3 separate regions of the Mus musculus genome follow, and all the other regions are linked to region 3. A link is a loop called in an ENCODE intact Hi-C map of the cell type or tissue named here. Cell type or tissue: heart. All regions are shown on one strand.

Evidence for each region. A loop is a pair of places that touch in the nucleus more often than their neighbours do. Peaks named below come from ENCODE experiments on the same cell type or tissue, not always from the same donor. Only the 100,000 strongest peaks of a DNase experiment are listed, where the experiment ranks them.
Region 1: a loop joins it to region 3, with 2.8 times the contacts of the local background. A loop is called at or near these places in 5 of 42 quality-filtered maps.
Region 2: it touches region 3 in a loop (8-fold over the local background); 20 of 42 quality-filtered maps call a loop at or near these places.

Annotation. Positions count from the first base shown.
Region 1 is chr10:120,872,232-120,880,231 of GRCm38, forward strand. The region is part of intron 1 of Msrb3 (methionine sulfoxide reductase B3); the gene reads right to left. Among named protein-coding and RNA genes, the nearest start is that of Gm15910, 19 kb to the left of the region's middle. In heart, CTCF peaks have their summits at 543 (motif pointing left), 3,634 (motif pointing left) and 4,172 (motif pointing left); DNase peaks (open chromatin) are centred at 350, 4,160 and 4,540; H3K4me3 peaks cover 1,758 bases; H3K27ac peaks cover 5,196 bases.
Region 2 is chr10:120,935,406-120,943,405 of GRCm38, forward strand. All of the region lies in intron 4 of Lemd3 (LEM domain containing 3), which reads right to left. Among named protein-coding and RNA genes, the nearest start is that of Gm50589, 27 kb to the right of the region's middle. In heart, CTCF peaks have their summits at 3,162, 3,362 and 4,555 (motif pointing left); no DNase peak of the experiment used is centred here; H3K4me3 peaks cover 330 bases.
Region 3 is chr10:121,030,857-121,038,856 of GRCm38, forward strand. It overlaps Wif1 (Wnt inhibitory factor 1), which reads left to right and starts at 3,148. Exons shown (of 10, transcript NM_011915.2): 1 at 3,148-3,634; 2 at 4,110-4,249. The coding sequence starts at 3,487. In heart, CTCF peaks have their summits at 1,139 (motif pointing right), 2,620 and 3,095 (motif pointing left); DNase peaks (open chromatin) are centred at 2,635 and 3,095; H3K4me3 peaks cover 1,999 bases; H3K27ac peaks cover 1,024 bases; H3K27me3 peaks cover 900 bases.

The sequences.
Region 1 (8,000 bases), 160 kb before region 3:
AATCACAATGCGCAGCCTGAGAACCGTTAGACATAAATAAAGATGTCATTTTCACGAGTGACTGCGGAGCAGGCAAAGACTGCATGCCTTTGTAGCAGACTACTGGCTAATAAAAGATCAAAGGTCTATACCTCACAACGCCGTAAATAAAAATGTAAGTTTTTTTTTCCCCCTCCATGAGACCCTTCCCCATGAGGGATAAAGTATGTGCGGTAAATGTAATTACTTAGCAAAGCTGCGGCCTCTCAGTGCTCCCGCAGCTGACCATAAAATGCCTTCCTATTCCGTTTCATCAACCGCTGTACCAGGCGGCCTGGGCGCCTACGGATCACTGTGGCCATCTGGCTTGTGTCAAAGCCAGCACACAGGAAGCAAGGCAGTGACGTCACTCCGCAGGTCAGGCAAAGAACAAAGATGCCGGCTACAATTAAAAGCCTAGGACTGCAAATACCAGGGGCTCAAAGTGGCTGTGATTTAATAGTCCTTACTCGATCTTTTTTTTTTTTTTTCCCCTACCCAAATAGCCAGAGCGCCATCTAGTGGCAAATTGGTCTTGCCCAGTTTGGGGGCGTTTAAACTGCTTTGTTTCCTTTTTGGTGCTTAAAGTCGACCCTGGAAGTGCTATACTAACACCAAGCAGTGCAGCAATGGATAGAGTTACTGACACAGACACCTTGGCTTTTCGGATGTGGAAGAACGAAGGAACACAACCTGTCATGGTGTGAGCCACTCACAAATCTCCCGTGTTATAGGCTGGGCACTGATACAGCCTTAATTACGTGAATGCTCACAAGTATGTTAGAGAAGGTGGGCAAGTTTACAGAATGCTTGTGAAGTGCCCAGCACCCTGGGAATATGTGTCTGAGCCATGGACTGAAAGGCAGTTCTGCCCACCTGTGTCTGCATGCCCTGCTTAGCTCCGTCCAACAGAAGCACCCACGAGATGCGCCTTTAATGTGTCCGGTCCGGGAACAGGAGCATGGTAAACAATATTTTGGGACTGAGGTTTTGAGGGAAGAGAGGGAGGAGTGTGTATTTTTACACTTGCAATAGAAAACGGACCCTGACGACAGATGTAAAATACACAACCCATTCCCAGAAAGATGCCTGTCACCGTGGATGTGTGCTAGCTTTGTTGCCGGACTGCCTGGCTGGAACTCTGTCTGTCTCTGTAACTGCTTGTATGACCTTGGACAAGTTACTTACCTTTGCTTCTCCGACTCTAAAATAGCAGTTCAAAAGAGCAATTAGCTAAAGGGACCTCTCCTAGTATGTGGTATATGTTTTTTTAAAAAAAAGTTAGCTGTCAGATATTTGCTTAGTATTACATGAGCCGGAAAACATTTACGAAAACTAAATCTCCCATCAGTACATTCTGATCCTGGTTTCACCTCTGCTCAACTCTTCCCAGGTCCTCCCAGACCCCTCCTCCCCATCCATCTAACTCCATGCCTTCTTCCTGTGTTTCTCACCACATCCTATCCTGTCCCATGGCCCTGCTGGATGCACTGCTCACGGTTTCCCCAGAACAAGCCTCCGTTGCGAGTCCATGCTCTCTGATACTGTTTCCCACCATCTGCTGGTCACAGCATAGCTTTCCCAGCGCTGACCCTACAGAACGCCTGACGAGCCCCCGGCTCTCCTATGGCAGTTTTCAGGATACTGGTGTGGTTTGCACTCTTGCCTCTTCTAAATTAACGCTGCAGGGCAGGGAGGGGACCTTTTTGTATCTCACTACCCAGCACATGACAACCAAGCACTCAGTCACTTCCTGAGTAGAAGACTCAATGTAAATGATTAACCTATAAAACTGGTTGTTCTGGGCATCTCATTTCCAGTGTTGTCTCCCCCAGCTGCTTTGCTAATGGTGCTAAAAGGAATTGAAATCTGTGACAGTGTATGATTGCCAGCCAGGGCTGTAACAGGTGGGATGCTGAAAAGCACCCTCACTAAAAATTCAAAGATAATTCAAACACCTTATGATTTTCAAAGATTTCTACTTTCCTATCTAATACCCCGACTGCCTCAGAATTCTAACGTCCAGATCATGACTGAACTCAGTTTGCGAGTGGTTTTGGTTTGGGTCTTCTCCGACTCCCCCGTTTTCCTCTCTGCCCTGCAGTTGAACAATGTACTAGCAAGAGAGAGCATTACCAGGGAATCCAGAGAATTCACCAAGCTGATAATTAGTTCCAGATAGAGCTGACTGTACCCGTGGACTTGAAGTGTCAGCCCTGAAGGTCGGATCCCTCGCCAACAAATGCAAAGAACTGTGTACGTGAGGGGTTTTCACAAGCTGGTGAAATGCTCTCCCCCCAACGCCAAAAGCCGATTGCAAATTAGAATGTTGTCGAGGGCAATTTTTAAAAACATAACACTCAGATCTCACCACGGTCTTCTTTCTCTCCTGAAAAAAAAGGTGTGCTGACAGCAAGAACCAAGAAAGCAATCTTACAGGGTTTCTCTGTGTAGCCCTGGCTGTCCTGGAACTCACTCTGTAAACCAGGCTGGCCTCCAACTCAGAAATCCACCTGCCTCTGCCTTCCAAGTGCTGGGGGTTAAAGGTGTGTGCCACCACTGCCCAGCTCAGGAAAGCAATCTTAAAATAAAGACCACCCTTGACAGAAAATGCTCCACTGACCCGTGCAGTCTCTCAAACCCCCACTTTCCCCATTTCCCTTAGTAGAAATGTTACCATAGCATCTCTGAACCTCTAACTAAAATGCCTGCTATAAAGTCCAACTGGAAACATTGTGTTCATGGGCATGGGGCCTGACATACTTTATGTTCAACTGTCATTGGCTGAATGGATGGGCAGCTCCTTTAGCTGCTGCCTCTGTGAAGTCAGCGGCTGGATAGGTAGTGATGGCACCACCTCTGCTAACTCTGATGCGCGGAAGCCTGGGTTTTAAGAGTGCCCCAGTCTTCCGAACCATTTTCAAACTAAAATTAGGAAAGTTGAGAACTGCTGCTTTAAAATGTCTTTTTTTCTACCACAGTGCAAAATGTACCTATGCACTGTTCTAACGGGGCCATTGATGTCGCAGTTTATATGTGTTCTGTGTTATATGTGTATTTCAGCTACACTTTGTCTTCACATGGGTTTTAGCGATCTGAACTCAGATGCCCTGTTTCTTTTCTTGGTATATAAAAAGCATCGACAAGACAGAAAAACCCACATAAAGCAGTTTAATTTTTAATGTAAAAAAAAAAATACTTTCAGGGGGAGGACGACTGGAGACTGAACCTAGGGCCCTGCCCCTTCTAGACAATCCCTCTGTCACCACACTTCATCCCAGGCATTTCTGTCGCTTTTTATGTGAAATGGGGTCTTGCCGGCCTTTAGCACAGTCTATATCCCAGGCAGGCCTCCACCTCGTGCCCCTCGGCCTCGCCAGGCCCAGTTTAGATCTGGTTTTTCAATTGTTTCTTTCTGCTGTTCTGGTTTTCCTTTTCGAGTCCTTGAGATCACACTAAGACCCTCACTGACCACGCTACGCTTCAATGAGGTGTTTTACGCTGAGGTTTGCAAGCCTCCTCCGTAAACATAGAGCTTGTGATATCAGTCATTAGAGAGGCACATGGCACCCCTACATTAACACTACAGATCCCACGGAACAGAGGCGCAGCGCCCCCTGGCGGCATCTCCTATGGCTGATGGTCACTTTCTCCCTTTGCAGAAACCGTGTCTGTATCTCAAACACTATTCCTTTTATCCCAGCCTGGTCCTTCGACTCCCTCTGGGTTTCTGTTTGCTTACTCTCTCATACTTAATCTTTACCTTCCAGATGCTTGCAATCTGACAGAGAGCTATAAAGCTCTAGAGCTGACCTTCCTCAAAGCCCCCAGTGCCTCGTTTTCTAAAGGTTTCTAGATAACAGTGCTATCTGCTTGTGTGTGTGCTGTGTGCTTTTATTCGCAGGAACTTCCCTATCGTTTTATAACTTCATAAGCTAATCTACTTCATGTTATTTAAATATTTGCACGCGTGCATTTCATATTACCATGAATAGTAACCGGATTCAAGTGTCCGAACTCTGTGAGTCTGAACGTGTGATTCCGAGGTAGCTACTCCTACTGCTTGCTATTCTCTGGTTATTTCTGGCTCTCCACTTCCCACGCTAGGAATGCGGTTCCTCCTGCTGCCCCCTGGTGGTGGAGAGGCCACACGACACGTTCCAAGCAATACATAAGCTGCAGAGTTGGTCAAAGTGGCGCTTTCCCGAGCCTCTTAGCTGTTGGTGTGAAACCATACAACGTTTGCTTTTCTTCTGTAATAATCCCAGCTCTACGGTTAGTCCAGAGCAGCTCTGTTAACCATGACCCCGGAGGAAGGGAACAAGGAATAGAACTCCCATCTGGCCCACAGAGAGTATGCAATGCAAACAAGAAGGGAGCCTTCAGCATGTGCAGCCCTTGGTATCTGCAATAGTTTGTTCCAGCAAGAATTACCGTTCGGATAAGAACTTGTTTGACGTGCCAGGGCAGCAAGTGATGGAGCCAGAAGAAAGTCTATTTTAATCTCCTCTACTATATTAAAAATTCCTTTGGTCTGGAGAGAGCCCCGAAGTGAAGAGGGAACATTTTTCTTCTAGGGGAGCCAAATTAGTTCCCAGTAGTCACGTCACAACTACTTGTAACAGCCGCTCCTCCGTGGCGATCACGTACCCCTGGCCCCAGGAGCACCTGAATTCATGCGTATCTACCCCTACTCCCGCCCCCAATACAATTTAAAATAATATATGTTTAATCCTCACGGACAGGAATTCTGGTGCTAAAGATTACTGTACCTATTTCAGAAAACGCATTCCAGAAACATGAGAAGTCCACCGCCAAGGTCATGGAACGTCACAGAAAGCCTACGGTCGCTCTCCCATTAATCACCTCGTTACTGACTGTCCCAAAGCTCCTCTTATGGTGGCAGGAGAGGACTTGCCTCCTAGATAAAGACACTGAAGACCAGACAATTGCTGTTTCACCACAGAGAGGTAACTCTGCCCCAGTCCTTCAGAAAGCAAAGCGGCCAGTCACTCCATGGCAAAGTTGGTAAAAGTTGAATGAATGGATGGATGGATGGATGGATGGATGGATGAATGAATGAATGAATGAATGAAATCCTTTATCCCAAAATGGCTCCACAAGCACTAACCACATCCGCTGCAGCATCTTACTGATTCCACAAGAGGGGAGCCTGCACACAAGGGCACACAGACACGATGCTCGCATTGTAGCCAATCAATAAATACAAGGAAAAAACAACATATTTGCCAGTAACTTTAGTTACTCCAACCCTAAGGTTAAGCAATCATAGAAACCGTTCCATTTTTTTTTCAACCTAAAAATAAGCAGCCAGCAACAACAATAACAACACACACAACACCAGACACAGACACACACTTATACACATGCCACACATACACACTCACACACTATACACACACACTCATGCAAATACACACATACCACACAACACACACATACACAGACATATGTGCACTCACACACCATATACACATTCATGCACACTCACACACACATACACACTGCATATACACACTCAAATGCACACACCTGTGTACCCACACACATATACACATGTCATAACAATATAAGCTATATATATGTTATTTTTTAATTTTATATATATACACATATATTATGTTATTTAAAAAAAAATAACCCATGGACAGATACTTGGCTGTTTCTGAACACACTGCAAACACCAGCAGCATTCTTCACACATGAGAACAAAAAGGATTTAGCAAAGAAAGCCAGAAGGGCAATCAGAAGCAAGTCTGAAGGCATCAGGCTCTTCATCTTGTGAAGCACAACTTGACCATAAAATGGCTCCCTAAAGTCCATCTTCCCTGTATAACAGAACCCCCTGGGATGTTAGCTCAGCATACAGTCACAGGTCTCAGTCTCCCAGTAACTAGATTGGAATATGCCACTGAACCGTGGGAAAGAAAACGTAAGTCTGTAGACGGTGTGACCTGTCAGAGGGACTTTAAAGGCGAAGTCGCTTGCTTTCAATTTCATGTCCCCCACTCCTGGGACATGGTTCACAGTTCATAAGCATGTGTAAGCCCCAAACAGAAGTGGCTTGATGAAGAAGGCCAGGCTATAAAGCCACGAACCAAAGACGGTTGCCAAGTTTGACCTGGCACATGAGAGAAAAATAAGTTTCTGTAGTGTCTGAGTCCCTCTGCTGTGTCTCTCTCTACCACAGCACAGCTAGTCTCTGGGCTATCACAGGCTAAGCAGTAAATACACGGGTGCTGTAAAATGAACAATAGACAGATCACAGCATCAATAGACTAGTAAACACTGGTAGACAAACTACAAAAGCAATGGAAGAGGAACCCTTAGCTATCAAATATCTGGATATTACCCAAGTTTGAAAAGCCAATATACATTGCTATGACTATATCAAAATTATAGAAGTGTCAAAAAATAATGATTTGAAGCCACCTCAGTGGAGTGAGACAGAGAGGTGACACTGGAAGGTATTGCTTAGCGCCTTTGCAGATCTTTTTTATAAAAATAAAATTAACATAGGAAAAGCATACTGTGCTCCAAATGACCTTTTCATCCAAAGAAAAACACTTCCTAACGTTGTCTGAATTGGTTCTATAATTCTTGGCCTGGGACTGTAAGTTAAAGTATCTATGTCTATGGTATCATTTGTGTGGCAAGGTCTCACTAAGTAGCCCAGGCTAGCTTCAGATTTGTGAGGATTACTGAGGCAGGAGGATTATGTTGAGTGCAAGGCCAGCCCAGGCTACATGAGAACCTGGCCAGCCTGGTGTACAGGATAAGATCCTGCCTCAAAACAAAACTCAGCTCCTTCCTTCCTTCCTCCCTCCCTCCCTCCCCCCCCCCCTCTCTCTCTTCCTTTCTTTCTTTCTTTCTTCACTAATTTATTCTTATTTCTATATTTCTGATTGTGTTCCAAAATATTCCCAACTACACATCACCAAGATTGCAGGCGTGATTTCCTGGTTCTACTGAAACCACTGCTACCCAGGGGACACTAACTGACCACAGCTCTGTTTCCATTCTGCGGCCTAAATGTATCCTTCTCTTCTGACCTAGGAGGGGGAACCAACTCTAGCAGAAGTTCTGCTGCTCCGAGCAGAGCCATTCGCTTCCGATCTGATCCCCCTCACATCTGCCCGGCTGTCTGCTGCACGCGCCCTGGGTACTGACTCTGCTCACGTGCAAACACGACTTAACATGCTCCAAGACTCATCCCCATCACCAGAGAACGGTTCGACCAATCTATCCCACTTTTAAGACCTATCAGAGTCACTTCTCTTGCTGCTTGTAGAGCTCCAGCCTTCAACAGACTCTGACTCTCACATTCTTTATTATTTCTAGTGCCTCCCTCGGCGCCTGGCTCTTAGGAGACAGCCAACCTATACCATTTGAATGAATGAATGAATGAATGAATGAATGGATGGATAGATAGATAGATAGATAGATATTATGTTCTGATTATGACCCACTGCTCAGTTCCTCCCTAAAATATCCCATTTCCTAGAGATCTCTACAGATCTTTAGTTTCCTTACCATTAAAATATGGATTATAATAATAGTTATTTCATTAAAGTTTGCATTAAATGAAATGTGTTATAACACCATATAGCACAGCGCATGAATTTTACATTCCCTATCCTGAAGGAAAACAAAAGGAGGAAGAGGAGGAGAAGAGTATGGAAATGAGGGGGGGGGATGGAGAGGAGGGAGGAGGGAGAAAGAGTTATACAATTACAGAATTTAATTAACTTAGTTTAGAATATGGAAAGGTGAGACCATTAAACACATAACTTCACAAGAATGATTTTTTTTCTACTTCAGGAATTACACTTTAGTGACCTTATATATGTATGTATGTATTTATGTATGTACGTATGTGTGTATGTATATATATATATATATATATACATACACACATACATATATTTCTTTACTTTGACAAAAAGTAAAATTTCAAATTT
Region 2 (8,000 bases), 95 kb before region 3:
TGACATTCAGTTAGAGGACTGAGCAGTGAGGTTCCCCATGCAAGTGTCTTTGCCTGCCCCTCTTCCCGCTACCACCGAGCAGAGCCACTGTACCCTGTGTTGAATGTGGGCTCTGGAGACCACACTGAGGTTCTCATGCTTGTGTCACCTTTCCTCCTGAGCCAGGTCATCGCCAGGCCAGCGCATGGCCTGGGTGCACACTGAAGCCAGGACAGTCAGATAACAATGCATGGCGCTGTATCTTATACACCATGCTACAATTCCGCTTATCGTGGAAAAGAGGGTCTCACACACACATGAAAACTCCTTTTTTCAGCCAATTTGTATCCACTGTATATGTATTTTGTACTTTAATAAACTCCAAACATTTACTTTTCTTCCATTGGCTCTAGGGATCAAAAAGTGGGACCATACACATGCTGGGTAAGCCAATATACTAGCACTGTTCACCCAAACCCTATTCAATTTCTTTTAAGAATTCTTTATTTTATGTGTATGAGTACATTTCTTCAGTCACACCTGAAGAGGGCATCCGATCCCATTACAGATGGTTGGGAGCCACCATGTGGTTGCTGGGAACTGAACTCAGGACCTCTGAAAGAACAGTCAGTGCTCTTAACCGCTGAGCCATCTCTCTAGCCCCCTATTCAAGTTCTTAAACATATCTTTTTTTTTTTTTTTTTTTTTAAAGATTTATTTATTTATTATATGTAAGTACACTGTAGCTGTCTTCAGACACTCCAGAAGAGGGCGTCAGATCTTGTTACAGATGGTTATGAGCCACCATGTGGTTGCTGGGATTTGAACTCCTGACCTTCGGGAGAGCAGTCGGGTGCTCTTACCCACTGAGCCATCTCACCAGCCCCCATATCTTAAACAACTTTTTAAAAAAAAAAAAAATCTGATGGCGCACGCCTTTAATCCCAGCACTCAGAGGCAGAAGCAGGCGGATTTCTTTGTTTGAGGCCAGCCTGGTCTACAAAGTGACTTCCAGGACAGCCAGGGCTATACAAAGAAACCCTGTCTTGAAAAACAAAAAACATCTGTTTATCTTAATACAATATATATTTAATTATGATCCACACCGCACCAGCTCTTTTGCTAGAAACTACAAGCACAACACTAAACCAAGCAGCTGAGGTCTCCTATGCTAATAAAGCCCTTTACAAAGGATCACTTTATGCACTTTCTATAGTGCAAAGGCTGTGTTTGAAGTTTTAGAAATCTCTTTTAAAAATGATTTTAGAAATGTCCACTGAATTATTTTACCAATAGATTCTCCAATGACACTGGAAATTGTTTTCATTGGACCACACTTCGACTTCCTAATTCACCGGCAATTTTGCTTTAATACATCTGATCTGCAAACATACCAAATTCTACAAAGCACCGCTCACTGCCAGGGATCATAAATGACTGACACAAAACTTTTGCTAGGATTTTTAAGATAATAAAGGTGGCTTACAGGCCATCTGTTTGAATTTGCTTTATAGAATATAGCCTTCACCCTTCTTACCATCATCTTTCTGTGTTACAAAAGAAGCCGGGTCTTTTACATAAAACAGTATTATCTACTTTTGAAATGGTCTGGCTATGCAGTCCTGGCTTGTTGGTCTCACAACTGACTGAACCAAACTTCAATTGCTTTCGTACTCTGAAATTTAACTTACATTTGAAGCATCTGATAATGTTTTAAAACATAAATTTTCAGCAGTTATTTTAAAGACCAAGTGCACCTGGAAAGGGAAGTGTGTGTAAATGTACATGCATACAGTATATTAAAGGAATATAACCTCCCCCCCCCCTCTCCAAGTGCTCATGGCCAGTCTCTATTCCTCTACTCTTCTACTTCTCTACTCTCTCTCTGCCTCTACTACCCTCTTAACTCCTCTCCCCATGCCCTGAATAAATTCTGTTCTATACTTTAAAAAAAGAAAAAGAAAACAAAAGAATACAACCAAGAATTAGAAATGTGATGGGGCCGCCCATGCAAAGGAGCTGCCAGGCAGAGACAGCTCTATGCACCTCCACCTAGAGACTGCAGTTTGTTTTTGAGATGCTATATGCTATACGCCAAGAAACAACGCTGTGCGAGGCATGCTGATGGATCTCTTTAATCCCAGGACTCAGGAGGCAGAGGCAGAGATCAGCCAGGTCTACACAGTGAGCTCCAGGACAGCCAGTGCTGCACAGTAGACCCTGCCTTTAAAAACAAACAAAAACTAGACTTAACCATTGATTCAATGGAAACTTGACTTCTGTATCCAGCAGATCTGAGACTAGATTTCAGTTCCATTACAAACTACATATGCACAACATACTTAGTGAGGTGTACGCTATCGATGACATGTAGCCATTGTTAACTGCCACGTCAAGGTGTTCACAACAACTTTAAAGTGTCAACTGCTTATCCACACTGGAACTGACGGGTTATGGACCTAGCTGATCCTCAAAGAAGTACAACGATGTTACACGGAGGACACGCTCTCTACTCCTAGGCTGGTCACAGTCTAGCCGGGTGACCCAGTTATTATACCTCTAAGCTTTAATTTGTTCATAAAGTAGGTTTCCTGTCCTCCACCTTGTTAGATGAAGTTGAACTTGAGACCAGCACACGGCATAAAGTGCATACTTAAAAAAAACGATTATACAAGTCTCACTGCCTCACTTTTTAAAATACTTCTTTTCCTTTTACCAAATTTCTACTAGAAGATTTAACTCTGCATAATGAGAACTGAGAAAGGATGAAGGCATCAAGATGGAAAGACAAGCAAACTGGAATGAGGTTGGGAAAGTGGCGATGGCGCAGACACCGCATGTCCAGACACACTGTCTCCAGAAGAGAGAACTTCTGCTCAGAGTAACCCGCCCTGTCGCGTCACAGGCCTCTTGAAAACCCTTCATCCCCACATAAAGCCTCACCAACAGAGAGAGATCAAGGGGCCAGGCTGAACCGTAAACTCTTATCTGCCAGCACTCGGCACGTTCACAAAGTTCTACTTTCCCATTAAGTCTTCACAGATCTTAGGTATTGTGCATTGTGTCAGAAGTCCATCGGGTTTTGAAAGCACCTTAGAAACCGAGGCAGCACTCGTCAGCCGGCCCACAGGGATGCCGTGAGTGCTCCAGCTACAAACACATCGTGTGTTTCCTACGTGCTCCACCAGAGGGACCTCTCAACTTTCCCAACACTACCAAACTACGAAAGCTCAATGAAAGCACTTGGTAAGTCAGAAATATATCTATATAAATACGCTTATTAAAACTCCTTTTGAAGGAGAAAGAGTAAGGAAATACTAATAAAATGTAATTTGTCAAAGTCAACAAAACAGAAGCTCCGTGCTGGGACTTCTGTACCATGAACCAGAAGCCAGGGATGCTGGTGAGCACTGGAGGAGTGGTGGGAGTGGCTGCCTCATTTGCTACTGTATCCCAAAGTGTTCACTTTGTGCAGATGAAATCATAATATAAGTACCTAGAAATACCTAGAAATGAAATGTACAAGAATTCTCCATAAACAGAAAGCTTGCTGTGTATACCTTACAGTCCTTGTCTGATACCAAGTAGGGGTTTCTTATACTGCTGCACAGATAAAAAAAAGTCAACTGGGGCTAGGCTACGCTCAAACTGTCATTCTAGATTAGGAAGTAATATGAACATTATCAAAAGAATTTTATAAAGCTCAGGCTCTTTGAAAAAGTAATTTCCTTTTCAGGACTATTTCCTAAGGAAATGACTAGAAAAAACGTCAATGCACATTAGTTACATAGTAAAATATTACCCAGCAATTTAAAAACTTAAGCTGCTTAATGGGAGAGGCAAATGTATGTGATTCTAAGGATAAACACATGAATATTTGTAATAGGAATATTTATAGTCATACTAATTTTAAAAGACTAAAGAAAGCTAGATCAAATACTACCATAGGTTACTATTATACAGTGAATTTAAAACTTTTTCCCTTTATTTCTCATGAGAATTAAATTATGATGGTAATTTTTACTGAAAATAAAACACTATTTTAAGAAATCCTTAAGAGACTTGTCTAGAATTTGAGACTTTATTTTTGACACCCCCCCCCATCCTGTTTATTGATTGGGGGGGTATTATTGGCAGCTCTCGAAACTGCATCTATGATGTGATAAACATATATTTCACAATCTGAGGCCAAATAGACTAACACAGATGTGCATACATATGAACCTAATGAGTATTAATATTTGAAAATAACTTTAAGAAATGGAATCTCGACTCTTTTTATAATATGCAGTAAAAAGTCTATAGAGTTAAAAACAAAAGTAACCCCAGCCCTCATTCTGGACCATGAAACAGGAACTGGGGACACATCTTAGTGAGAGAATGCTTGCCTAGCAAGGCAAGAGGTCTGATCTGCTAGGGTCAATTCCTAGCACTGCAGAAACAGAAACAAACAAAAAAGCCAGCAAAATGGGGGCTGGAGAGATGGCTCAGCACTGATTGTTCTTATGTCCTGAGTTCAAATCCCAGCAACCACATGGTGGCTCACGACCATCTGTAATAACATCTGACGCCCTCTACTGGTGTGTCTGAAGACCACCAGTGTACTTACATATAAATAATAAATAAGCGTACTTAAATATAAATAATAAATAAGTCTTAAAAAATAAAAAAGCCAGCAACACAAAACCTAGACCAGACCAAACCCACCACCGCCAAAATCCAACTGTTAGGAAGTATAAAATAATTTTAGGAAAATCATCGTAAAACTACAGAAGACCAGGTTCCATTCACAGCACCCACATGGCAGCAGCTCAAAACCTCAACTATAATTCCAGGGGCCTGTACCCTCTTCTGACCCCTAAGGGCCAAGCACACCAATGGTGCACATATATAATTGCAAGCAAGCCATTCATACACATACAAATATACACTTTTTAAAATTTCACTTTCAAAATGTCAATATTCAGAAAGGTTAACGGAGAGTACAAATACACAGAGCTAGAGTCTGAATCTAGGTCTAATCTTGATTAGAAGACACCGGCTGCATCTTTCTGTAGTGCATATGTAAATTATACAGTAAGCTAAAAACTCAGTCCACTTTCACCTAGGGAGGCCATCTTAATCCCAGCACTCAGGAGGCAGAGGCAGGCAAAACCGATGAGTTCAAGGCCAGCCTAGTCAACAAGGTTATTTCTAGGACTGGGCGGCCAGGGATACAGAGAAACCCTGTCTCAACAACAACAAAACCCCAACTCGGTTTACTTTTGATGACAGGCATGTGTAACAGAACAACTAAAGTTCATTGAAAATTAATTACACGTTTTCAAGAATATACAAAAGAATCAGCAAACCCCACCATTTGATATTATTCAGTTAATAGTTAGAGGTACACTAAAAAGAACAAAAAAGGCAAAGTGTTTCACTCAAGATATTATGGAAGCATAAAATGAGAAAAGAGAAGAAAAAATGAAAATATAAGAATCAAAAAATCCCCCAAATTTGGGTAAGGAATTATGCATTCAGATTGAAGAAACCCAACAAGTAAGCAGGAATGTTAAGTCTAAATAACAGGAGCAACACATCAGGAGACACTGCCGCCTTCAGTGGCACATGCCTGTCCCCAGAGCTGGGGAAGCAGACCAGGAGGCGGTCCCTGGAGCATACTGGCCACATAGCTTAGGTGAAGCAGGCAGCTTGGGATTTTTAGAGAAAGGAGGAGACCATTGAAGAAGACAATGTTGACCTCTGGCCTCCTTCCCCACGTGTGAGCCTGCACATTTATCTACCCACACATATGCACACGTGTCCACACACATACACATACCATTATTATCACACACATGTCCACACACATACACACACCATTATTATCAAACTGTCAAAAGGCAAAGAGACTTTTAAAGAAGAGAAAAGCTGCTCATCACATAGGAGAACCTACGGAATAGTAAGATAAAACACATGAAGTGCTGAGAGAGGAAGAAAAACCAACCAACCCACCCACCCACCTGCCAGCCAGGGTTATCATATCATATCATATCCAGAAAACTAACCTTCAAATATGAAGAAATAGTTCTCATATAAACAAAATTTATGAAGTTCAATACCATTAAACTGTCTTATAAAAAATACCAAAAGGTATCTAATATTAAATGAAAGATGCAAGCAGCAACATAAAGGTAAATAAATTTAAAATTCACTTATAAAGGTTCATACAAAACAAATACAAAACATTGTAAAAGTGATATATACACTTCAAATACAATATACAAGTTAAAGAACAAAATTATGCTTTAAAAGCTATAAATATATTCATGTAAAAAGCTATAAACATTAATGGTTATACAATCTAAAAGACACATTGATAACATAAAGGAGGATAATAAATTCAAAAGCAATTAAAGCATTTTACTACAAAAGAAATACAAAAAAGAAGTACGACAGGAAAACAAAATTTCAGGCTGGAGAGATGGCTCAGTGGTTAAGAGCACTGACTGCTTGCTCTCCAGAGGCCCTGAGTTCAAATCCCAGCAACCACATGGTGGCTCACAACCATCTGTAATGAGATCTGATGCCCTCTTCTGGTGTGTCTGAAGACAGCTACAGTGTACTTAAAATAAATAAATAAATCTTAAAAAAAAAAAAAACCAACAAACAAAATTTCCATACAGAGAGAAAGCAAGTAGAAACAACAAAAAGTCTGTCCCGTCAATAATAGACGTCAAATAAAAATAGAAGCACCTAATCGTTGGGTTGATGGATGAATGTAAAGGAAACCCACTTTAGCTTTAAGGGCACACACACAGGCTGACAAGGATAGAGGAGAGAGAGTCCATGGGAATAGCTAACTACTAAGGATGTCACACAGACAGGCAGCTCAATCCACTCAGAAGATACAGCAGTTATACTGGCATACACACATTAGAGAGCCCACAGGCAGAGAGAGGAATTAAAGGCAGGATGGAGGGAGAGCATACCACTGTTGAGAGTAGATTGCTATAAACAACTTTCAAAACTGGACAGAATACACAGATAAAGATCAGTGAGGAAAATGATGGCTTCAATACTACAAACCAGACAAACATTTCATTCAAAGAAAAATACATATTTTTCCCTTTTTGAGGATTTCAGAAATGAGCACAATGTATTTTCACTGTACCTACCTCTCCCTGCTTCTCTAAGTCTTCCCCTGACCCTCCACAAACAAACGCCCCTCTAAACGCACGCCCTCTCCTTCTAAAAACTGCCTGTGCGTGACTTAGCAAAGCCACTAGTGTTGCCTGGGTTTAGAACTAACCACGTGAACATGGCCAACCAGCCATGGGAGCTTCCTGAAGAGCACTGATTCTCCTCCTCTCAGCCACTGACTACAGCTAGTCAAATAGGTATGGGGTTTATGTGTCCTTCTCCATTCGTGCTGGAACACTAATTGGTGTGGTCCTGGGCAGGCATGAAAGAATAATTCATTTCTTACTTACTTCATTAGGAAAAAAATTACTACTCAAATTCTTCAAAGAACAAAAAGAACTTTCCCAAACTTTCTTAAACTTTTAACACTAATTTATATATTTATTTACTCTGAGTGTGTGTGTGTGTCTGTGTGTGTGTGTGTGTGTGTGTGTGTGTGTGTGGGTGTGTGCGTGCGTGTATACATGCATGGCCATGAGCATCCAATGGCTCACATGTGGCAGTAAGAGGACTCTTCTTGCACCACGAGTCTCAGGGATTGAACTCAGGCCGTCAAGCTTGGCAGCAAGTGCATTTATCCAATGCATGATCTTGCTAGCCCCCAAACTGACTTTTTTAAAAAAATTTTTATTAAATATTTTCTTCATTTACATTTCAAATGTTATCCCAAAAGTCCCCTATACCCTCCCCCCGCCCTGCTCCCCAACCCACCCACTCCCACTTCCTGGCCCTGGCGTTCCCCTGTACTGGGGCATATAAAGTTTGCAAGACCAAGGGCCTCTCTTCCCAATGATGGCCGACTGACTATGCCATCTTCTGCTACATATGCAGCTGGA
Region 3 (8,000 bases):
AGATGTCACGTGCCACCACAGCTGGCTTAAATTTAGGTGTGAGTGAGTGTGTGTGTGTGTGACTGCATATGTGAGTGTGTATGAGTGACTGTATATGTGAATGTATGTGAGTGTATGTGAATGTGTGTGTGTGAGTGTGTATGTGAGTGAATGTGTATGGGTATGTTGGGTGTGGGGGAGTGTGTATTGTAAGCATGTTTGTGTGAGATTTTGTGTTATGAGTGTGTGAGGTATGTATATATGTGTTTGAGTGTGTGAGTGTTTGTGTGTGTTGTGTGTGAGTGTGTATAAGTGTGTGTTGTGAGCATGTATATGTGTGAGTGTGTGTGCATGCGTATATGTTGTGTGTGAGTGTGCATGTGTGTGTATATGGGTGTGTGTTGTGAGCATGTGCACGTGTGTGTGTTTGTGTGCACACATGTGCATGTGGTGCACACAGGACAGAGGGGACATCAGCTGTCTTGCTGAATCGCTTTTCAATTACTCCCTGAGGCAGGAGTTCTCACTAACCCAGAGCTAGGCTAGCCACCAGTAAGTCCCAGGCATCCTCCTGTTGCAGCGCCTCAGCACTAGGGTTACAGGAGCACAATACCTCGGACAGCTTTTTATTTGTTTGCCAGGGATATGAACTCTGGTCCTCGCGCCTGATCAGTAAGGGTAAAGACTCTCACCGGCTTAGCTATCTCTCTAGTACCAATAATTTTTAAATAACGTTTTATGTATCTCTAAAAATACAGTATGTTTCCTGTTGGAGAAAAGTGAACAGAAAAATGTAGTTGGTAGTATTGGTGGTGCTGTTGCTGTGGCCACTGATGATGGTGATGATAATGATGATATAACACAGGCTACTTTCTCTGTAGTCTAAGCTGGACTTGAATTCACTAGTAGCCTCGGCTGGCCTCATTTTCACTGAAACCCTCCTGCCTTAGCCTCTGAGTGCGGGGATAACAGGCATTTGCCACCACACCTAACAAAACAATTGTCCAGAATTGGGGAAATTTCTTGATAGCAGGATAAATTGCTGTCTCAACATCAAAGACGACTGCTACGGAAAATCCTCACTTGGAGGAAGCTGTATTATGATAGAATTTGTTCCCCTTTCAGTTCTCAGCTGGCGTTTGACAAGAACAACCTGTAGAGGGCGTCCTTACACCAAGAGCCATGGAGGTCTGAGCAATACTACGGAAGAAAAACCTTCAACGAAAACCACATTCCAAGTCAAAAAGAGTCTATTGTGTTGCGAAATTATTACCTGTAACTGAATGACACTGTTTTTACAATATTAAAGGGTTATAAGTTTGCCTAATATAGTAAAACATTATATAAATTAATATTCACTGCAACAATTAATTAATAAAATAGAATGTTGGGAAAAGATCCTTTTTTGTTTGTTTTTTGTTGTTTTTGTTTTTGTTTTTTTGAGACAGAGTCCCAGGTAGCCCAGGCTGGCTTCAAACTCCATATGTCGATTAGTATTAACAATGAGCTCCTGATGCCTCTGCCTCTACTTCTTTAGCCCCCAGATTACAGCCTGTGCTACCACAACCAGTTTAAATGTTTTGTTTTAAAGAAAGAGTAGATGTTAAGCTTTTTTGAGGCAAACCGTCTTAATTGTGATTTGCAAGAAGGGGCTTTGAAGTTAGAGCGATCGTGATTTGAATTCCTACTCTTGTCACTCACCAGCTGAATATCTGCGGTCAATTTACTAGACTTTTAAAGCTTTGGTTCCCCATCAGTAAAATGAGAGTAGTAACAGTAGCTGCCTGAGAAGAATTTTTAAAATGAAGCTTCATGGAGTTCACAGTCACAATGGACAGTCTTCGTGTCTAACTCCCAAACACAATACCTTCCTACCAATCTGTTAGATACCTACACAGATTTCACAGTTTTAACACATGTTTCTTCTTCTTCTTCTTCTTCTTCTTCTTCTTCTTCTTCTTCTTCTTCTTCTTCTTCTTCTTCTTCTTCCTCTTCTTCTCCTCTTCCTCCTCCTCCTCCTCCTCCTCCTCCTCCTCCTCCTCCTTCTCTCCTCCTCCTCCTCCCTTCCCATTCCTCCTTCTTTTAAAAAAATATGCTTGTGACCTAACATTTGTTGAACATGTACGCGTCCAAGTCCGGCTTCTATTCTGTAGTTTCTGTTTTTGCCATCCCCTGCTGAGAGACCCACCGCTCTACAAAGGACAGAAGGGAACACAGCCCAGCGCCAGAGTCTAGATCCTTGGGGGGCATTTGCTAGAAAGCCACTGGGTGCAAAAAAAAAAAAAAAAAAAAAAGTAAACAAAGCTTTTCCGGGGTCTGAAAACTTTCTGTGTTTTTGAAAAACCATTTGTTTCTGCTTTCTCTGTACGTTCAAGGAGGCAGGCAAAAAAGCCTTCCGTGCAGAGGTAATGCTGCAAGCCGCCGCTAGCTAAGTGCTCTCCCACCAGACCCTCAGTCTTACCCTCAAGCGCCTAAGATTTCAGAGACTGGGCGTGAGCCTCCTAATGTTTTCCCCCAAATCCAATTTTAAGGGGAGTCCTACCGTCGTAGAGCAGGGATGGGGGGAAAGGGATTACAGCTATCATCGAGGTCCTAGGGAACTATTCCGGGTGCAACTGGGTTATCAAGAAGACAAACCACGCCACCTGTCGGGTGTCTGTCCAGTGCAGAAATAAATGAACGTCCTGCGAGGACCAGCGCCTGCAGTAGCCCGACTAGCCTGTGGAGTCTCAGTATTTAACTTCCTAGGAGAGAGAGAGCGAGAGCGCAAACTGTCAGCTAGAGAAGTCAGAGTTTGCAGACAGGCACACAGAGATGCAGTCTGAAATGTAGTTCGAAGAGAAAGGGTGGGCTGGCTATGTGCTTTCCGTTAGCTCCACTGTTAAACGGAATTTATCTTTGACCACGAATCGAGCCCAGATTTTTTTGTTTGTTTGTTTATAGCACCCCGGCCATCCACACGTGTCTCTTCGGGCGGCAGGAGGCCTGAGTGATGACCCAGAAGTCCCTTTGGGTGTGTTTCTTGGTTGTGTCCCCGTTTTCATTCACCTGGCGCAGGCGAGCGGGGTCTACCGGGTACCGCGGCCCCGCCCCCGCGGCTCCGCAGCGCTCCCTAGTGGCGACCGCCTGCACACCACCGGCCGCTCTCAGTGCTCGCCTTTTGCCAGCAGTTCCCGCGGTTCCTCCCTCTCGAGTGTGCTCCTCTAGCTGCTGGCGCTGTGGGACGTGCTGGCATTGCCAGCTTTGCCAGCATCGTGTCTCTGCGTCCCCCTCTCCCTCCAGCCCCCACCTCTTTCTACGCGGCCGCGCATCCACTCCCTCCTTGCTCCCTCCTCTCCAGCACTCCCAGGCTCACTCGCAACGGAGACTGGAGACTTGCACGCCCAGTCGTTTAAGTAGGAACAGCTCCAGCCCCGCCAGCTGCAGCCAAGGCGAGAACTTCACAAGCAGCACAGGTTGGGTCGCTGCGGCAGGAGTTGCACCACCAGCGAGAAGGTCCTGAGCACCATGGCTCGGAGAAGAGCCTTCCCTGCTTTCGCGCTCCGGCTCTGGAGCATCCTACCTTGCCTGCTCCTGCTGCGAGCGGATGCAGGGCAGCCACCTGAGGAGAGCTTGTACCTGTGGATCGACGCCCATCAGGCTAGAGTGCTCATAGGTAAGGTCCGGCATCTGCACCTTCCCAGTGGTCCTCAGTTTTTCCATTAGAGCGGAGACACGTGCACCGAGTGTGTTTTAAAACAACTTCAAGGGTGACTGCCCCCTCTTTTTAAAAATCAGGATTCTCTATTTAGAGGCTTATGAGATTTTTTTCTCAAAAAAGCAAAGCCGACCCAACATCCCAGCCCTGCTGTTGCTAGTCCTGACTGCAGATTTGTAACAGGAATCCAGCGGTGGCACCCGCTTACTTCACTGTAAGCACTTTTTTTTTTTTTTTTTTTTTTTTTTTTTTTTTTTTTTTTTACCACAGAGAGAGGAAAAATAACTCTGGTACTGTTGTTGGTATCAAAGGCAGGTGCTTTATGAAAAGCAGTGACCTGCACTGGTTCCCAGGGGTTTTGCTTTCTACATGAAACGTCTGTTTCTTAGAAACGCAACTAGTTTGATAGGTTTGTTTATTATTTACACAACAGGATTTGAAGAAGACATTCTGATTGTCTCGGAGGGGAAAATGGCCCCCTTTACACATGATTTCAGGAAAGCCCAACAAAGAATGCCAGCCATTCCTGTCAATATCCACTCCATGAATTTTACCTGGCAAGCTGCGGGGCAGGTAAGTTCTGATAACAGAGCGGTAGAGAAAAGGCACTCTTTTGTATTTCAATTCTCCCGTGGCCCATAGTAATAATAATGGTGTGTGATGTAGCTCCGGTGGCCCGTAGTAATAATAGTGGTGTGATGTATACCATTTAAAATTCCATACAAGTTCTTGCCTGGTTGCCAGAGCACACAAGGGATCAGTTCCAATGTATTTAAAGTTGCCAAGTAAATGGAGAACTCTAAGGGTCAATGTACTCACGATCATTACTTTAATAAGATTTGGTATCCTGAGGTTTTGAGTATAAAGACCCCAAATATCCATATCATGGTGTTTCTGTAATCACTGATATTAAAACATTAACAAAGTATTTAGAAGACTTTCAATACTAACTGATAATCATTTGTGATGGGATTCATACTTCACAACAAAATAAGTTCGTAGGTATTCTTGACATGAATTTTAGAAGGCTGATATGCTGAGTGCTGCAGATACCACACATTTCTTGTAGAAGTTCAGAGACTCAAAAAAAGTAATATAAAATTATGAAAAATAAAGACTACTGATTTTCTGAAGCGACCACTCAAAATGCTTCCCTATGGAAATAAAAGAGAAAAAAGTCTATGTCACCAAAGCGTTCCTCTCAGTACTTAGCATGCAAGGCCTTCTAAGTTACCTTTTATAGATCTGCAGGACTGTATTAATGTCCTCTGATTTGGGAAGGGTAGGATGTTTGTGTGACTTTAAAATTGTCTAGAGGACAAGTGCACAGGATAAATTCTGCTCATTAGTTGGTAAAAATGTGTCTGCTATGAAAACTATTGTAACTATAATTAACTGCACATTTTCAGGTTTTTTTTTTTAATTCTAAAATTACTTAAATAGCCATTTTCAAGAAGGATGCAATCAAGAAAACACTTTATAAAAAGCAACCATGCTAAATCAGGAAACCACATTGGTGCCCTGCAACTGCCTATTACACTGCAGTCATGACCACTTCAGCTGTCTTTTTATCCTCAAGTTTGTTCTATTTTTAAAAGAATCTTTTAAAAATAGATCTCATCCAGACTGTCTGTGTTCCTTCTGCTCCGTGGTTTTTTTGTTTTTTGTTTGTTTGTTGTTGTTGTTTTGTTAAATGATGTTTGGTAGATCCAGGTCAGACATTTGATGGTCCCGTTTGCACAGAGAAGTTGATTGAAGCCTCTGTTGTTTTTGTTCCTGCCTGCAATCCTCTCTTCGTAGATACTTGATGTGCAGTGTTGTTTGGTACATTGGGAAATCACTAATGAGTAACTGGGCTTTCATGTTTTCCTTTTCTTTCACCCAAATCTGTTTGCTGGTGTTGACCACTTGTTATTGCGCTCAACAGCCTATATTTTAAAGATGCTTTTTCATAATAATGTTAGAAAGTAGCTTAACCCCTACCCTGCCAGATGAAAGGGGTTCGTAACTGAAGAATGGTAGAAAATGCCAAGCTCCCTTACACACACACACACACACACACACACACACAGAGAGAGACACAAAGAGAGAGACAGAGAGACAGAGACAGACAGAGACAGAGTCTTTCAAAGAATTAAAAGCAAAGGCTGCAATTCCATGCTACCTTGTGCATTGCCTTGTAGCACACATATCTGTAAAAGGGATTGGCATAGTGAGCAGTCTTAGGGCTGTGTTTTGGAGGGGTTGGGGAAAGCTAGAGCCATCTAAGGACCTCTAGTATTTTGTTCCTTCCTGCTTGAGGTTGTGTTGATTAAATATATGGCTCATCTCTTTGGGCAGAACAACAGTTAGCGCTCCAGCAAGTGACTTTGTTCACCAGGGAGAGATAACAATGTTACCCCTTCAGTAAGTGACTTTGTTCTCTATGGAGAGGTAACTCCAGGCCATTACTCGGAATCCGCGTGTAGCATGGATAGAACTTCCCAAAGCTGAAAGAGGTGTGTTTTAAATCTTATTTAAATATAACTAATTTTGCTCCCTAAAATAATGTGACTCCGGCAGCACACATTTTGACATGCCAGGGGAATTCGAAGACGGGGAAAAATGATGACTTCAATATCAATTAAGTATTTTGAAAGGCATCCATAGCTTATGCCAAACCACATCGCAACATGAAAAATGAAAAGTTCATCCCATTATCTAGTTATTTAATCCAAATGATATCAAACACTTAGGCATTTCAACACTGCAGAAACGAAACATATCTGATTAATTAAATTTTAAGCTGTGGCTCTTTTAGCAACATGTGGACAAAGGGTTTTTTTTTTTTTTTTTTTAAGAAGATACAAGACCTAGTAAAAGCAATAAGGAATCATGTATTTCTAGGAAGTTTTGAGCGCAGTCACCAAGAGTGTTGAGAGCCATTTAAAGCCCACTACCAACCTCAGAGAACTACAACGGAGCCACTACAACGGGCTTCATTTTCCCATAGGGAACTGATCAGATGTTATGCAGGTGTTCTGGTATGTGGGGAATTGTGCAGACTCTCATGTCAGATGAGCGCATGGGTTACCAAGCCAGACAGACTGACTTAGGCAAGGAAAGGCTCAAAGGCAACCTTTCAGTGGGACAGTGTATTTCCAGAAACAAATCTTAAGACAATTGAATACATGAACATACAGTTAGCAGAAAAGTCACTTAGAGGTCCAGCGATCACAGCAGCATGTGATGAAGCAATGGATATTTTAGGCATCATTTGACACCATGGAGACATTTCTTATTAACAAATTAGTCTGTGATATAGCACTTTTTTTTTTTTTATTCTACTATAAATAGGTTGGCTGTCACAGGAAAATCCATTTGGTCAGCTTCCAATCTTTGAAAACATAAGCAGTGTGTGTCATAGAGAGACTGGGACATTTCAGTTTCCCCACAGTGGGCACGTGTTGATCTGTCATCTAAAAACTAATCTCAGATTAGACGCGTATGAATGGATGAGTTTATGTTGGATGACTATTAAATTGTACGATGTTCTATGTTGTATAAATTCTTCATCAGTATCCCGTATCATCTCTATACTACACATCATCAATACCTATTATTCTATATCATTTCTACACTACCTATCACTCAAGAAAATGGCAGAAAAGGTGGTTTTCACAGGCAGTCATCTATGGAGAGCAGGTATCTCACTAATGTTTCTGTGGTCTTACTAGTTTTTGAGGTTCTCAAAAAACATGTTTTAGAAGTCTTCGCATCTGAAATTGTTCTACCTGAATTTCTTTTCTTTCTTATTCTTTTTTCTTTTTTGGTTTGGCAAGTAGGTGGGAACGTTTGCCCCCATTTTCTCTTCCATATAAAACCCTCATTTTGTGGCTTGTCTTTTTCTAATGTATTTTAGCTGGGAAGAGTTTCCATTGAAAAAGGCTTTGTAGTCACGAAGGGGAAAGACCCTTCCCTGCTGGGGACAACTGTCTAACAGTTGTTATTTTTCAATGAGTCCGTGCCTCGTTCGTAGTCTCTAAATTTGAGGCAGGCAGAGGCCATAAACAACCATTTTGGCTTTCTAAATTAGGCGCTAATTAAACATTTTATTTGGAAAATAACACTTCCTAAACCCCAAGGCTTTCAAGTAAAAAATTTAATGGGAAGTTTCGTTAGACAAATCTGAACTCTAACTTTAGGACATTGGTGCTGAGTTCCACATGAACAAATTTGGCGTAAGGCCAAAATGTTTTATGGATGTAATTCCTATGAGTACAGATGTGATCTTTATATATAAGGCTGATACAGACCTGATCCTCTAATGATAACATAGCCTATT